2 separate regions of the Homo sapiens genome follow, and region 1 is linked to region 2. A link is a contact called in ENCODE Hi-C or POLR2A ChIA-PET data. All regions are on one chromosome and are shown on one strand. Each heading gives the region's core, a stretch centred on a gene start or an enhancer-like site at or near the end of the contact. The rest is flanking DNA. Distances are from core to core; before and after follow the strand shown. Region 1 overlaps LOC105374945 (a long non-coding RNA gene). Region 2 has its middle 440 kb from the start of JARID2-DT.

Region 1 (6,875 bases), core at 1,877-4,376, 61 kb after region 2:
AACAGAGATTAAGGATTTACTTCATGCCAGGCTCTGTGCTAGGATCTGGATGAATAAAACTCAGATCTCTCCTTGCATAGAATTGATATTGTAGAGGAGAGATAACCACATTAAATAAGCTGTCCTTAAGCTCTAACCGAACCTTGGAGAAAGGGCAGAGAAGGCTTTGCAGGGAGGGGGCCTTAAGTGCTGCTAGGAAGGATGAGCGGGGCAGGGCAGTGGGTCCCCTTGTGCATAATGCTATTTTGCAGACAGGGTTCGCAGGCAGGGCATGAGAGGAAAACCAGATTGAGGGAAAAATCAGGTGCAAAAGTAGGAAAGGGAGCCAGGCTGTTGTTTGGGGCATGGGAAATATTTCTGTGTGGATGGAGAACTGTGCAAAAGGGAGGAAGGAGCACAGGTAATGTGAGATGAGGCTGGGAAGATATTCTGAGCCAGATGAGAAGCTTGATCCTTAGGCCACGACTTGGGGTGCTTGAGTGCTTTTTCAGCAAAATTGACATGATCCGATTGGCTTCAGAAAGATCATCCTGGCAGGAAATGAGGAGGATAGATTGGAAAAACAGAAACAGAGAGGAATTGAAGGCAAGAGTTAGCATGCTGTCCCAGGAGAAAGCAGTGACCCAGGAGACGACACAAAATTAGCACCAGGGAAAAGAAAAGCTAAGAGATGCAACAGACTTTTTTTTTTTTTTTGACACGGAGTTTCGTTCTTGCGGCCCAGGCTGGAGTGCACTGGCTCGATCTCGGCTTGCTGCAACCTTCGCCTCCCAGGCTTAAGAGATTCTCCTGCCTCAGCCTCCAGAATAGCTGGAATTACAGGCCTGTACCACCACGTCCGGCTCATTTTGTATTTTTAGTAGAGAAGGGGTTTCACCATGTTGGTCTGGCTGGTCTCGAACTCCTGACCTCAGGTGATCCACCCGCCTTGGCCTCCCAAAGTGCTGAGACTACAGGTGTGAGCCACTGTGCCCGGCATCAACAGACATTTTGCAGGTAGAATGAATGGTCCAGGAACAGTGATTGACTAGACATGGGGGGTGAGTGAGAGGTAGGCAAGGGCAAACGGTGTTCTGTCTGACAGTGGGGTTAAAACTGAGACTGCAAAGAAAACGGCAGGCAGACTTGGAGGGAGAAGAAAATGAATTCAGTTTGGGGCATGTTGTGATAGAGGTGCCTAAGAGATACCTAGTAGGATGTGTCCAGCAGGTGCCTGGAAGTAAGAGTGTGAGCTCCGGAGATAAGTCAGGGTGCAATCGGCTTGGTGGTTATCGGGATAGGACTGTAGGGGCAGTCTTGGGTATACTGTAAACACAGTCTGCTGAGAAAGCAATGAACCATTGCAGAGAAACGGAATGGTGCAGGAGAGCCAAACAGGCAATGAGTATCTGGAACAAAGATGAGCACAAGGCAGGAAATTTCAGCGGTGGGGGTGAGAGGGTGTGGGAGCTGAGGAAGAGGAAGAACCCTTCAGCTAACCATGGATGGGATAAAATTCTCCCCGCTCCTCAATGCCATACTGCACCTTTAGAATGTCTAGGCAGTCTTCTCCCCCACGCTTGCTTGTCCTGTGATATTCACCTCCTCTGCAACTGACAATCACTCAGGAGAGAGCTCCAGCTTCCTCCTGCTTATGTCTCTGGAAGAAATTTCTCCTCCTTTGCCATAGAAAGAGGAGCAAGAGAGCAGGATATGTGTTTGGGAACACACTTTCCCCCAAAACTTACAAAAAGCTCCGCATTTACCAGCATCAGAGGGAAATCTAATCTGTTTGTCTACGGGTTTCTCTCCTCCTCTATCTATCAGTGACCCCTGCCAGGATCCTTCTAGCCCACGCCATCTGCTCCCGTCAACAACCTGGCCACCCTCTATGCTCACCTTTCTTTAGCCATCAGATCTTGGCATAAGCTAATCCACATGCCTGGAACATCCTCGTTCCTTTCCATAAAATTTCAATTGATTTCTTCAAAATCATGCTTATGTCTTACCCAGTCTCTGATGTTTTCCTTCATTCTCCGAGTATGAACACAACACATGGCTCACATCCACCGTCCGTCGACAATAGATACATTATCTCTTTTTTTTAAAATAGAAATCATGTCGTTTTTCATAATTATTCAGAAAAATAAGCAGATTTTTCTAGAAAACTATCTGCCTGTAAGCATCAATATTTTCTTTAATTCATTCAACTGACCAATATTTATGGAGCATTGACTTGTTATGTCACATGACAGAGAATATTAAAAAATGAAAGTCAATAGAGAGAAAGCATTCATTACATGGGCCAAGAAACTAACTTGGGCCTCCTTTAGGGGGTACAGAACTTATATGTGAACAACTCCCACTGCTTTGCTTGATAGATCTGGCTAAAGTAGATTAGCCCCTCCTTTGTCTTCTATCCTGTACAGAAAGGAATTAACAAAGTCTAAAATATTGTGTTGGACTCGACGGCATCATTTTGGACATTCTGGCTTAAAATAATTGCTCTTTCCCCCACCCCGTTTTTTTAAAAAAATGAGAAAAGCCATATGTTTCTTGTGAAAAGTTGGGAAAAAATATTTCTAATCGCCATGGTCACACCGTCCAAAAAGCAACCACCGCTAACATTTGTGTATCTCTTTCCAGGCTTTTACCCAGCCATTTTTAGGGAGTTATGCCTTAATAAAAATGTATTACATTGAACATAAAATGTTATAGCTTGCTCTTTTACAAGTTAATATGATAGTATAAACATTTTTTTAGTGAGCATTCTTTGTGGAACAATGTCTCTGTGCCAGGGTGAGCTGGGACATTTTTCTTTCCGTCTGCCTCCCCATCCTCCACCACATCTCTATAATCAAGGGAGAAATCCTGGGCCCCCACTCTTCCCTCACTTCTCCGGCCCCTCCCGCCCCATGCAGGGGAGCAGAGGAGCTTACATCATCCTCTGCTGTGACCACAGCAGCTTGAAAGAGCTAAAAAGTGGTAGATCCTTAGCAAATGACTGAGGCTGTGAAATTTTTAGGGCTGAAGAATGGATGAAGGGACAAGAACACCCTTATTTCTATAGAAAGGAGTTCAAGGGAGCAGAGTGTGGCAACAGGAAGTTCTAGACACTGAAACAGGAAGAAATGAAAGAAGTTGTGAAAAGAAACGTCCACTGATGTGGGGGGGCATTGATGTGTAATATCCTCTGACTAGTGAGGGGTGTCCATTTCCCTCCCTGGTCACATGCAAAAGGTGGCAAGAGCCTCTTGTAGCCCACGCTGTACAAGGTGAAAAGGAGCACCTCTCTGAAGGCTATAACCCAAAGGAAGACAACTATACTATGCTCCATCTCAAAGGCCCACAAGTTCCCACTTTCCATTTCCAGAGAATCCTTGGAGACAGATTCTGTGCGACAGAAAAGGGGCCTTTGGTGTGGGTTATATTTGTAATGCAGTGATACCTCCCAGGACTCCCAGTGACTGGGGAGGAAAGCACATCCCTCCTGCCTGTTCGGGGCATTGTTTCACCTTCATGCACCTAAGGAAGGTACAGGCTGCTTTTTGGAAGGGTGAAAGGTGGCCAGGTGCAGTGGCTCAGGCCTGTAATCCCAGCACTTTGGGAGGCCGAGACAGGCAGATCACCTGAGGTCAGGAGTTCAAGACCAGCCTGGCCAACATGGTGAAACCCCATCTCTACTAAAAATACAAAAATTAACCGGGCGTGATGATGCATGCCTGTAATCCCAGCTACCCAGGAGGCTGAGGCAGGAGAATCAATTGAATCTGGGAGGCAGAGGTTGCAGTAAGCCAAGATCACTCCTGCACTCCAGCCTGGGTGACAGAGCAGGACTCCATCTCAAAAAAAAAAAAAAAAAGAAAAAAAGAAAAAAAGAAAGGTGAAGAGTACTTGCCCTGACACAAAATGGCAATGGCTGTAGAATACTACAAAATGGCCACAGAATACTACACAGTGAAACATCTGCTTGTTCATCCTTAACGTCCAATGCAATAACTCCCTATCTTGTCTGTGCATTGGATCACCTGAGTAGCTTCCAAAACTACCGATGCCTGTGTGTCCTCCATTACCCACCCAACCCCCAGCTCACCCCACCTCCCCACCTCCCCCCACTCCCATGTCCAGGGATTATTATTTAATCCATTTTGTGAGTGGCCTGAGTTTAAAAATTAATGAAAGATATCCGGAGGATGCTAAAGCATGTCTGAAAAGTGTGGGAACCATTGCTTTAATGTGAGGTCCTCAGAAATTACTTCTCCTTGTAGGCAGTCTATTGCCATTGCCTGGGCCAGCTCCTTCTAGGCAGTCTATTGCCATTGCCTGGGCCAGCTCACCTCCACAACGTTAATCTGGTATGTTCTGGAAAAGCTTTCTAGAATATATCCAAAATAAGAGGAAATGAATTCAGAACAATGCAAGCAAAGTTTTTGAACTGTAGAATCCTAATTTTTTTTTTTTTTAATAAACTGTGTCTGCTCTGAGATCTCAGCTTTTTTCTGGATAGCTGAGCTGATTGAATAAGTGAACACCAGATAAGTGGAGTTTCATGTTTATACCTGTGATGGATCATGTGTTTATAATGCATATGCTTCTAGATATTTAGCCTAAAATTGATGCATTCAAACAAGAGTGTTTTTCCCTCTTCCTCTCTAACCTTCACCCAAATGGAGAGTTTAAGCCACTCGAGAGCAGGCATCATATCTTGAATCTGTCACCATGTGACATCTTAAAGAGAAACTTTACATCCAGTGAGTTCCCAGTAAATGTTCAGAGTGTTCTTAACACTCTTGACCTAGCTAATGGGTCAAGAAGCAGCCACAGCTCCTATGTGGCAAGGCACTGCTTATGGAAGCAGGGCCTGGGGTCCTTCTTGGAGATACCAAGTGAAATCTCTTCCCAATTAAATTGTTTCAGATGAGGACTATCACCTGTTCCCCGGGGAGTGCCCTATTAGAGACCTAAAAGCAATGAGTTCATCGCTCAACAGTCATTTAGATGAGAAAACAATTATTTTCATCACTCTAAGCAGGAAGCTGCCCAGAGCCAGAACAGGTTCTCTGAGCATCCTTGAGAGACCTGGACCAGGGAGAGAGCTGGTCCTCACGGCTCCTGGCTGATGCAATCTGAGGACATTCCCCAGAAGACATACTCCTCACTTCTCAGTTTAAGAAAATAAATTAGAAGTTAAGAAAGCATCATCCTACTTTGACTTTAGAGACAGAAGACAGATCCAGCTCATGATACCTCAGTTCAGCATGTGGCAAAGGGCAGAGGCCCTGAGCTCATAGGTCCCACCATGGGGGAAGGAAATTCTGTTGGTACCACTGCCACAGCACACAAGGAAAACCAAAGCATTCTTGCCCACTGCCTTGTCTTTTTTTTTTAACCTTCTTTAAAAGCCTTTTTTCTCTTCTATCAGAGTCCTTCACAGTGACGTATTTAATGAACAGAACACAGAATCCAGTCTCGATGGGTTTCACATCGGTGTGCTACAAGGGATCCCCCAAAACTCTTTATCAAGAAATAACTTGGCTGGGCAAGGGGGCTCACGCCTGTAAACCCAGCACTTTGGGAGGCTGAGGTGGGCAGACCACCTGAGGTCAGTAGTTTGAGACTAGCCTGATCAACATGGAGAAACCCCATCTCTACTAAAAATACAAAATTAGCCGGGCATGGTGGCGCATGCCTGTAATCCCAGCTACTCAGGAGGCTGAGGCAGGAGAATCGCTTGAACCCGGGAGGTGGAGATTGCAGTGATTCGAGATCACGCCACTGCACTCCAGCCTGGGCAACAAGAGCAAAGCTTCGTCTCAAAAAAGAAAAAGAAAGAACTTAAAATGAACATTTAATGCATGTGCATTCATTTTGATCTTAAGTGAAATATATCATTGACACAGTTGGAGAGATAGATAAGTTGATGGGAGAGAGAATTGTATTAAAAAAGGAACCAATAACAGGGTATTACAAGACTCCAGAGAATCACAAGTGTGGTGGCATCATGACACAAATTGCGCCTGTGGCCACCTTCTGTGTGTAGATGGTTCTGAGAGTCTTTTTTGTAGAAAGCAGCAGTCCTCTGGCCATTTTCCTTCCTGACCCCACTGTCCCCTAAGTCCTTTCTTACTGTGGCATTAGAGACCACTGTGTCCTCTGAATGTCCTTGATGTCCAGGACACTGCCCTCTCCAGGGCGTCTCCCCAGCTCCTTGGATGCTTCTCCCCTGTCCTGCTCAGGGCTGCATCATGCCCCAGTGCTGGGCTCCCCAGGCTCTGCCCTTGGCCCTTTTCTCAGACACCCTCCCCAGGGACCTCATACACTTCCATCGTGTCAACTGTTCTCTGGCAAGTGATGGTTTCCAGGTGTATTTCTCTCGCCCAGGTCCACATCCCGTTGTTTCCTGGACACAGACTGGCCATCGTAGAGATTCCTCAGACTTAACATGTACAAAACAAAATGCACCATCCTGGCCCCTAAATCTCCCTTACGTTCCGTGTCTTGCAACTATCATCTACCCTTTCAGCCAAGCCATAAACGAGTCCCTCCTCAAATCCTTCAACTCACTCCCTACATTCAAGATGGCTATTCCCAAGTTCCAGGCAGAAAGAAAGAGAAAGAGGGAAGATGCAATTAAGGCACCTCCAGCTGAGTAAGCCCCCATTAAAAGTTTTCCGGAAGCCCAGCCTGTCATTTAGGCCATATCTCATTAGCCCCCTTGCAACGGTGTCTGGAAGACTTAGGTTTTTGACTGGGCCCTTTATTCCCCCCAATAACACATGTCTATCCACAAAGAGAAAGGAGCCACCAAATGCCATTCTAGTGGCTATCAGAAAGGCAAGATAGAAATCAGGGGCACCCATTCTACTTTCTTAATAACTTTCAAGTTCATCTCCTAA
Region 2 (7,015 bases), core at 63-2,562:
TGGTCACTGCAGAAACATCCACCCTGGCTGGTGGGTAAATACCCCATAAGACAGAAAAATGACTTCCTCCAAGGGACTCCTGATAATTAGACAAGACAGTGGAGAAATTCCTTCCCTGAGCCCCTGATTTCAAGGCCATGGCTACATCCATGATAAGGTATGTTTCTGCTTTGCTTTCTCCAGAGAATCAGGGAGAAATCCCACTCCATCCCACCACTACAGCCCCCGGCTCGTGAGCAGAGCTCACGAGGTGGTGGTACCTTCTCCATCCCCACGCCTGGGGCACAGGGAAGAGCAAGGAAATTCTCAGAACAATGCAGCATAAGACATGATTTCTCCATGGGTCCCAACCTTCCCTTTCATGGGTCTCCAGTCCTGCCTCCCATTCTGCACTCTGCACCCCCATCTTTGCAGAGCCATCCCTAAGTCACACGCACCGTGGAAGAGAGGAGACAGGGTAACAGCACTGTGCCTGCCACCTGACCACAAGCCCAGGCAAAACTGTGGTTTGACCCACATGGGGCGGGCAGATGGCTCTGTTAATGCCTGTGCTTCCCTCGGACCGCTCCAAGCCCTAAGGCATGAGGGAGGATCTGTCAGCACAGGCAGCTCATCCACCCGGCTCTCACCACCCAGTTTCAGCAGGACTGAAAGACCGCGGTGCACTTTTGCTTCCCTGGACACTCAAAAAGCTCAGTGATGTTTATTTTCCTTTGCTCAGTCTCCTCTTTTCACCACCAGGACAGTGTGAAGTCAAAAATCTGTGCTCAGCACAAGACACAGCAGAGAAAGAGGAAGAAACTGGCACAAAATATTTTCTCCAGCGTGCTGCCTGGGGAGCCTGGCTTTGACTTCGACATGTGCTGGAGGTGTGGTGTCCAAAGTAAACCTTTTGAACTGTTTTTTTGGAACCTCCAAAAAGACCTCGCACATCAAAGGGGATCTGATCCCCCATGAGGTGCATAGCAGGCATCGTTAAGCATTTTGCATGAATCAAACACCTTCTGAAAAAGAAAGGAAGCCCAAACTCATAGCACATGGCCAGCCCGTGTCCCCGACCACAGGCAGCCTCGAGCACATGCTCACCACATGGCTTCGCCTGGTTGGGTGGAATCAAACCCTGCAGAGGCACAGGGGCTTCTCCATCACAGGAGCCGCTCTCTGTGCACTCCCAGGCTGGGATACAATGGGGCTGCTTGTTGGAGCAGCCTCACGACCCCGGCCTAGGCCCGCCTCAGGGGAGCCCAGGCAAACTCTGACTCCAGTCACAAGGGGAGCCCTGCTGGGCCGCCCCACCCCAAACGCCGAGGCAGGATGCAATCTGGGGCTGAATACAGAGTCCAGTGTGAGTCCTTGGCACGGCGCCCAGAAAGCCACGCAGCAGCGATGGGCTTGGTGGAGAATTCCAGGCTCTGAAAGAAAGCAGAGCAGGGAACAGAGCCGGAGCCTTGAGCCTCTTCTGTCATCTTCCCTCCTGGAATTCATTCGGCTTACCACAGGCAGCTGCAGCCATGGGCAGAGCATGAGCTCAAACTTCAGAGGCCATGGTTGCCCAGACAGTCCCAGAAACTGATGACACGTGCTTCTCTTGACCTGCCTGAGGAGGAAGGAGCTTTCAGGCCCTTTCCCAACAGCTATGCTACCTGCACAGTGGCAGCCATCCTTTGAGGGCAGAAGGAAGGGATTTAGAAATCACTTGTGCCCTCTCAATAACCTTCAAAGTGCCCGGGAGACACCAAACCTCAGATTTCACTGGAGGTACATACAGCAGTTTTTAAAACAAGATTCTGGGCCGGGCGCGGTGGCTCACACCTGTAATCCCAGCACTTTAGGAGGCCAAGGTGGATGGATCATGAGGTCAGGAGATTGAGACCATCCTGGCCAACATGGTGAAACCCCATCTCTACTGAAATACAAAAAATTAGCCAGGCATGGTGGCGTGCACCTGTAGTCCCAGCTATTTGGGAGGCTGAGGCAGGGGAACTGCTTGAACCCAGGAGGCGGAGGTTGCAGTGAGCCAAGATCAAGCCACTATACTCCAGCCTGGGCGACAGAGTGAGACTCTAAAATTAAAATTTAACATTAAAATTTAAAAAAAAGGTGCTATCATTCCTGACAATTGCCTCTTTAAAAGTCGTCTTCTCTGGTTAGCAAAGTTCTAGGTTCAGGAAAAGAAAAGTGTTTAAAACCACTAATGCAACCTGATTGGTAAGAGTTTTAATTAGCAGTTCCAAAACTGTGCACATTCTGAGCTTTTAATTAATATGCACAATTTCCGTTGCATTTTACTTCAATAAGAGCTATATAAAACCAGTGAGTGGGTGACATTGACATTCCATTCAAAAAAGAACTAGAAGAAGAAGGGGGCAGGAGAGTTGAATTTGGAGGAACAGAGAAGGCAAATGAGTCTCATAATTCTCTAAATTATGCCTTTATAAATAAACATTGTCACCTACACCTCTCATTGGAAGCCCTTCAGCTCATGCCCAATCAACCCCTGGAATCATTTTAACACACTGACACCCTGAACTGTGGGCCCAGACGCTGGGGATGCCAGCCAGATAATCCTCCCCTCATTCCACAAATACGGACTGAGGATGCTACATGCCAGGTACAGGCAGGTACCAAAGATGCCAAGGTGAGAGAGTTGGTCCCCACCCTCCAAGGAGCTCATAGTTTTATAGATGATCACATAAGGAGAAAAACAAAAGCTCTATGTCTAGACCACAGACACCTCAGGGGCAGAAACACTGTCTCATTTATTCTTGTACTGCCGTCATCTAGCCAGGGTCTAAGCAGAGTAGGCAATTATTAAATGTCTGTTGAATGAATACAGGGTGAAAAATGTGTGCCTCCACACATACAGTGGTGCAGCAAAGCAGGGCAGGATCAACCCTGCTTGGTGGGGTAGACCCAGATGACAGTTTCCTGGCATGCTCAAGCAAGGCCACACCAGTAGTTATCCATGGCATCTGTTCTAACTGCTCAGAACCCAATCAGACAGGTTGTTAAATATTTTTATTATCATCTACCTGGAGAAAGGTGAGATCCCAGAGCTGGATCTTAAAGACAAAATGAGAGCCTCTTAAAGTTGGGAAGGACATTCTGAACACAAGGACCAGTGCAGACAACATCAAGGAGACCTGAGCTTTGCCACACAAGTTGGGGATTGGGAAGAGGGAGGTGGGATCCTGCAGAGCCTCATCTCCTGTGCAGGGTTGCTTAGACTTTATCCTGAAGGCCATGAGGGGTCAGCACAAGGCTTTCATCAGGAAGAGCCTTGAACACTCTGATGGAAAAAGAGACAGGTCTGGGAAAAGAAACAGTTGGAGGCTTTAGAAATGGGCAAGTAAAAAAATGTCAGAGTCAGAGGTAAGACATGGGCAGAAGGGATGCATAAATACAGGGATAATTGGGAGGCAGGCTCTCTTTACACAAGATTCAGGAATGTATTGGAAGCGGAGGATAAGAGAAGAGAGCTTGGGCAATGGGGGAGGCTGGGTTCCACTAACATGATAGGAAGCTAACCTGGGTAATGGGGCAAGGGAAGTGATGAGCACTACATGGCAGGTGTTGCTTTTGCCGGGACAGATGGAGCCCCCCCGGGGTAGGCCCTAGGGTTCTCGAGCTCAGGCAGATCTGTCTGGGATTTGCATGGGGTGTCTTCCACAATCTCATGAAAACACACATCACACACACACACACACACACACACCCCTTCCAGAGATTTCAGAATGTGGCATTCCCCTGATAAGAACACTTCCATGTTTGATGAAAACCTGATGCTAGTTCAGAAGACGCCACGGAAAACAGTGTACAATTAGAAGGCAGTGATGACACCGATGAGTTAGAGTTCTGATAAAGCTGACTCCAGGAAGACAGCCAAATAGGGAGAAACGCTCAAGCTTCATTTTTCATATATGTTCTGAAGAGTTCAGAAAGAAGCCCTGGTGCTCTCAATAACCTCAAGGAACCTTTTCCCCCTTTAAAGAGGAAAAGAAATTTTAAAAGAAACCTCCTTAGAACGTCCATCAAAGCCTTAGCCTGTGCTCGTTGCTCAGTCTAAAACACCCGCAGGCTTCCAAAACAGTGGTGGTCCCACCAGACATCTACCTGTTGAATTCTAAACAAGAAATCCTGAACGATCGATAGATGGATTGCCTTACTAGCTCCTTCCCTTCAGATATTTTTCTTGTGGTCCTGGCTTCCCCAAGAGACAAGAAATTCTTAGTATACCTTCACCTCAATCACTCTACCCTGGATTCAATGAATCCATTTCTATCTGGTGCACCCTGTAATTTCCAGGTGGAGAATAAAGCCCCCCAAAATATTCAAACCTATATGGTTGTAATACAGCCAAAGGGACCTTCATGATCAACTTGATCTTCCACTTGACCTGCCTGTGAATTAAGTCAGTCCTGATAGTCTCATTTTACTACCCGGCTGGGGCATGGAGAGAATAAGTAAGTCGTGTTACCAAAACACCAGGGGTTTGGTCTAGGACCTGCTGCTCGCCGCACAGAAAGCCAGTCGCTGACATCATGAGTATTGCCAGGAAGAAGGCTTTAATCAGGTGCTGCCAATGAAGAGATGGGAGCTCAGTCTCAAATCCGTCTCCCTGACCCTCTGAAACTGGGAGTTTATATAGCAGGAAGAAAGGTAACAATGTCTAAGAAAACAGAAGGAAACAATCACGATAAATGAGGAGTCTGGCATTTCACTGTCTGGATGGGAGAATCTGGTGAGTTTCAGTTATTTGATACTTTTTGAGAGGTCTAGGGATCCCTTCCCAAGGAAGGAACTCAGATAAAACAAATTTGGGTTTCAAGCTTTAAGACCAGAAAGTTCAATTTCTATGTTTATCCAAAAACACCTTTCTATGGGACTCTTGGGTGGGTTTCAGTAGCACCAGACAATGCCGCAAATTGGCTGTAAGAGCTCAGCCTTAGCATAAGGGCTCCAGTTAGGATGGTCAGGAATCCCTGCCACTTAGAGAAATGAATTCTAGCTATCCCTGTGAAGGGGGCAGTCTGTGTATTACTTTGCCAACTATTAGACTCCCTTCAGTTCAAATACAAGGTGGACACTTAAGCCAGCCCAGGCAAGCTGTCCTGGAAAAGGTGCACACTGAGGGGTTCACAGGCTTCTTAGCTCAGCAAGATCTTGTGTCTTACAAACATAGTTGGTACTTGTTACGTGAGGTAGTTCTGTTCTACCCGGAACACTGAATTAGTGAATACTGAACCATTGCTCCTAGGGAAAAGACAGGTTAGGTTGCTGTGAGCATTTAATTAGAACATTCTTACCAACTGAGCAATGTGTGACCTTTTATATGTGTGTTTCTGTTTAAAGACACCTTATTTAACATATATTGTTGATTTATGAACATCGAACACATGCCCAGCAGCACTATAACTCATGCCTAAAGGAAGGTTACCCAACACACGCGTCTTCTCTGTAGGGCATATCACAGCCTTCTGGCACTTAGGGACACTAGACAGCTCTTCAGAACCACACATGGAGGCCACGTTAAACAGGAAAATGACCATAAAAAGCACGAAAATGTGAAAAATGCAGCACCAAATAAATCATAGGAAAAACACGTGTTTACAGGATGAAAGCTGAAACAGGAAGGCAGAGTGAGGTCTTGTTGCACCTCGGCTGGGAACATGCCCACTGGGCAACTGAAAATTGTCCCCACTCTGAGCATGTCTGTAAATGACTGTGAACACACCAAGAGTATTGATTCGGAGATTGCGAATACATATCAGCAAGTAGGCAAATTTGCAAATACACAACCGGTGAATAATGAGAATGGACTCTAGGTTGTACTGTAACTCCTTTCTGGAACCCAGCTATTCTGTGGACAATCTAAACTAGATGTTTAAATACATTACTGCTTAAGAGAGCACATCTTCAGGGTCACTCAAGCCACTTTCATTTTGGGAGATGTTAGTATATGTATCTATATGAGCTGTATATGATATATATAGATATATATTATATATGATACATATAGATATGATACATATGACATATAGCATATACATGATATATGCTATATATGCTATATATATCAAAAATATATACATATACAGTTTGTTTTTTGTTTGTTTGTTTTTGAGACAGGGTCTTGCTCTGCTGCCCAGGCTGGAGTGCAATGACGCGATCACAGTTCACTGCAGCCTCGACCTCCCCAGGCTCAAATGATCCTCCCACCTCAGCCTCCTGGGTAGCTGGGACTACAGGTGTGTGCCACCACACCCAGGTATTGTTTGTATTTTTTGTAGAGATAGGGTCTCACCATGGATGTTAGTATATTTTTAAAAACAAAAATTAAAAAGAAGAAATGTCCAACAGGCTTATTTAAAATGCAGTATGTTTTAAGTGCTTACATTTGACACATTAATGCTTTTAACTCACAACTTGAATATAGTGCAACGTACTGGGTACTAATCACAAGATAATTAAAAGATTTTTAAAATATTAATTCATAGATCATTACAGGCAGTGTGGTCTGACGGAGGAACACGAGTTTTGCATGATGACAGCTGTCTTTTACTCCATCTGCTTGTTTTCCTGTCTATAATCCCATGTGAAGAGAATCCCAGCGTCTACATCTGAGGCCCTTTGTGAACACGTGGCTGTGGTCATCTGATCCTCCCTGTCCTCCCTGCGACAGACTCATAAAGGAAGGATGATCAAGGTCTCCTCCAGTAGTTGAACTCCCTTCTCAAGTTCATGATGCAGCTAAAGGAACCCATTGTTTTATCTGCTGGGTGAATGGAAACAGAGGCCTTCAGAAGGAAAGAGCCCAGGGCGCAGGAAAGGAGCAGGTTCCACAAAAGCCTGGTTTGAGACTGTCCTTTCCCAGGCTGCGCGATCCACCGCAGGTTACTGTCTGTCTCTAGGCCTGTTTCCTCCACTGTAGTTTGAAGATGCTTTAGACCAGGAAGGAACTGGCAAACGTTATCTGGAAAGGTCCTATTGTATTTTAGGCTTTGTGGACCAAGAG

Evidence for each region. A loop is a pair of places that touch in the nucleus more often than their neighbours do. ChIA-PET counts read pairs that join two places held with the same protein, here RNA polymerase II (POLR2A). Pooled maps may share reads with other maps.
Region 1: a map of cardiac septum shows a loop between it and region 2 (2.1-fold over the local background). The contact joins two enhancer-like sites. A Hi-C loop is called at or near these places in 2 of 168 maps with a recorded cell type or tissue (astrocyte of the cerebellum and cardiac septum) and 1 of 50 pooled maps. POLR2A ChIA-PET finds 5 or more read pairs at or near these places in 3 of 52 experiments (GM12878, activated CD4-positive, alpha-beta T cell and activated T-cell).

Annotation. Positions count from the first base shown.
Region 1 is chr6:14,862,810-14,869,684 of GRCh38, forward strand. It overlaps LOC105374945 (a long non-coding RNA gene), which reads right to left. Exons shown (of 5, transcript XR_007059473.1): 3 at 1,526-6,875. Among named protein-coding and RNA genes, the nearest start is that of JARID2-DT, 380 kb to the right of the region's middle. Within about 2 kb of position 3,127, at least 4 of the 41 ENCODE cell types and tissues checked have a DNase peak (open chromatin) inside an H3K27ac peak, as active enhancers do.
Region 2 is chr6:14,803,544-14,810,558 of GRCh38, forward strand. No RefSeq gene overlaps it. Among named protein-coding and RNA genes, the nearest start is that of JARID2-DT, 440 kb to the right of the region's middle. RefSeq lists an enhancer at 841-1,676 and a silencer at 1,195-1,489. Within about 2 kb of position 1,313, at least 10 of the 41 ENCODE cell types and tissues checked have a DNase peak (open chromatin) inside an H3K27ac peak, as active enhancers do.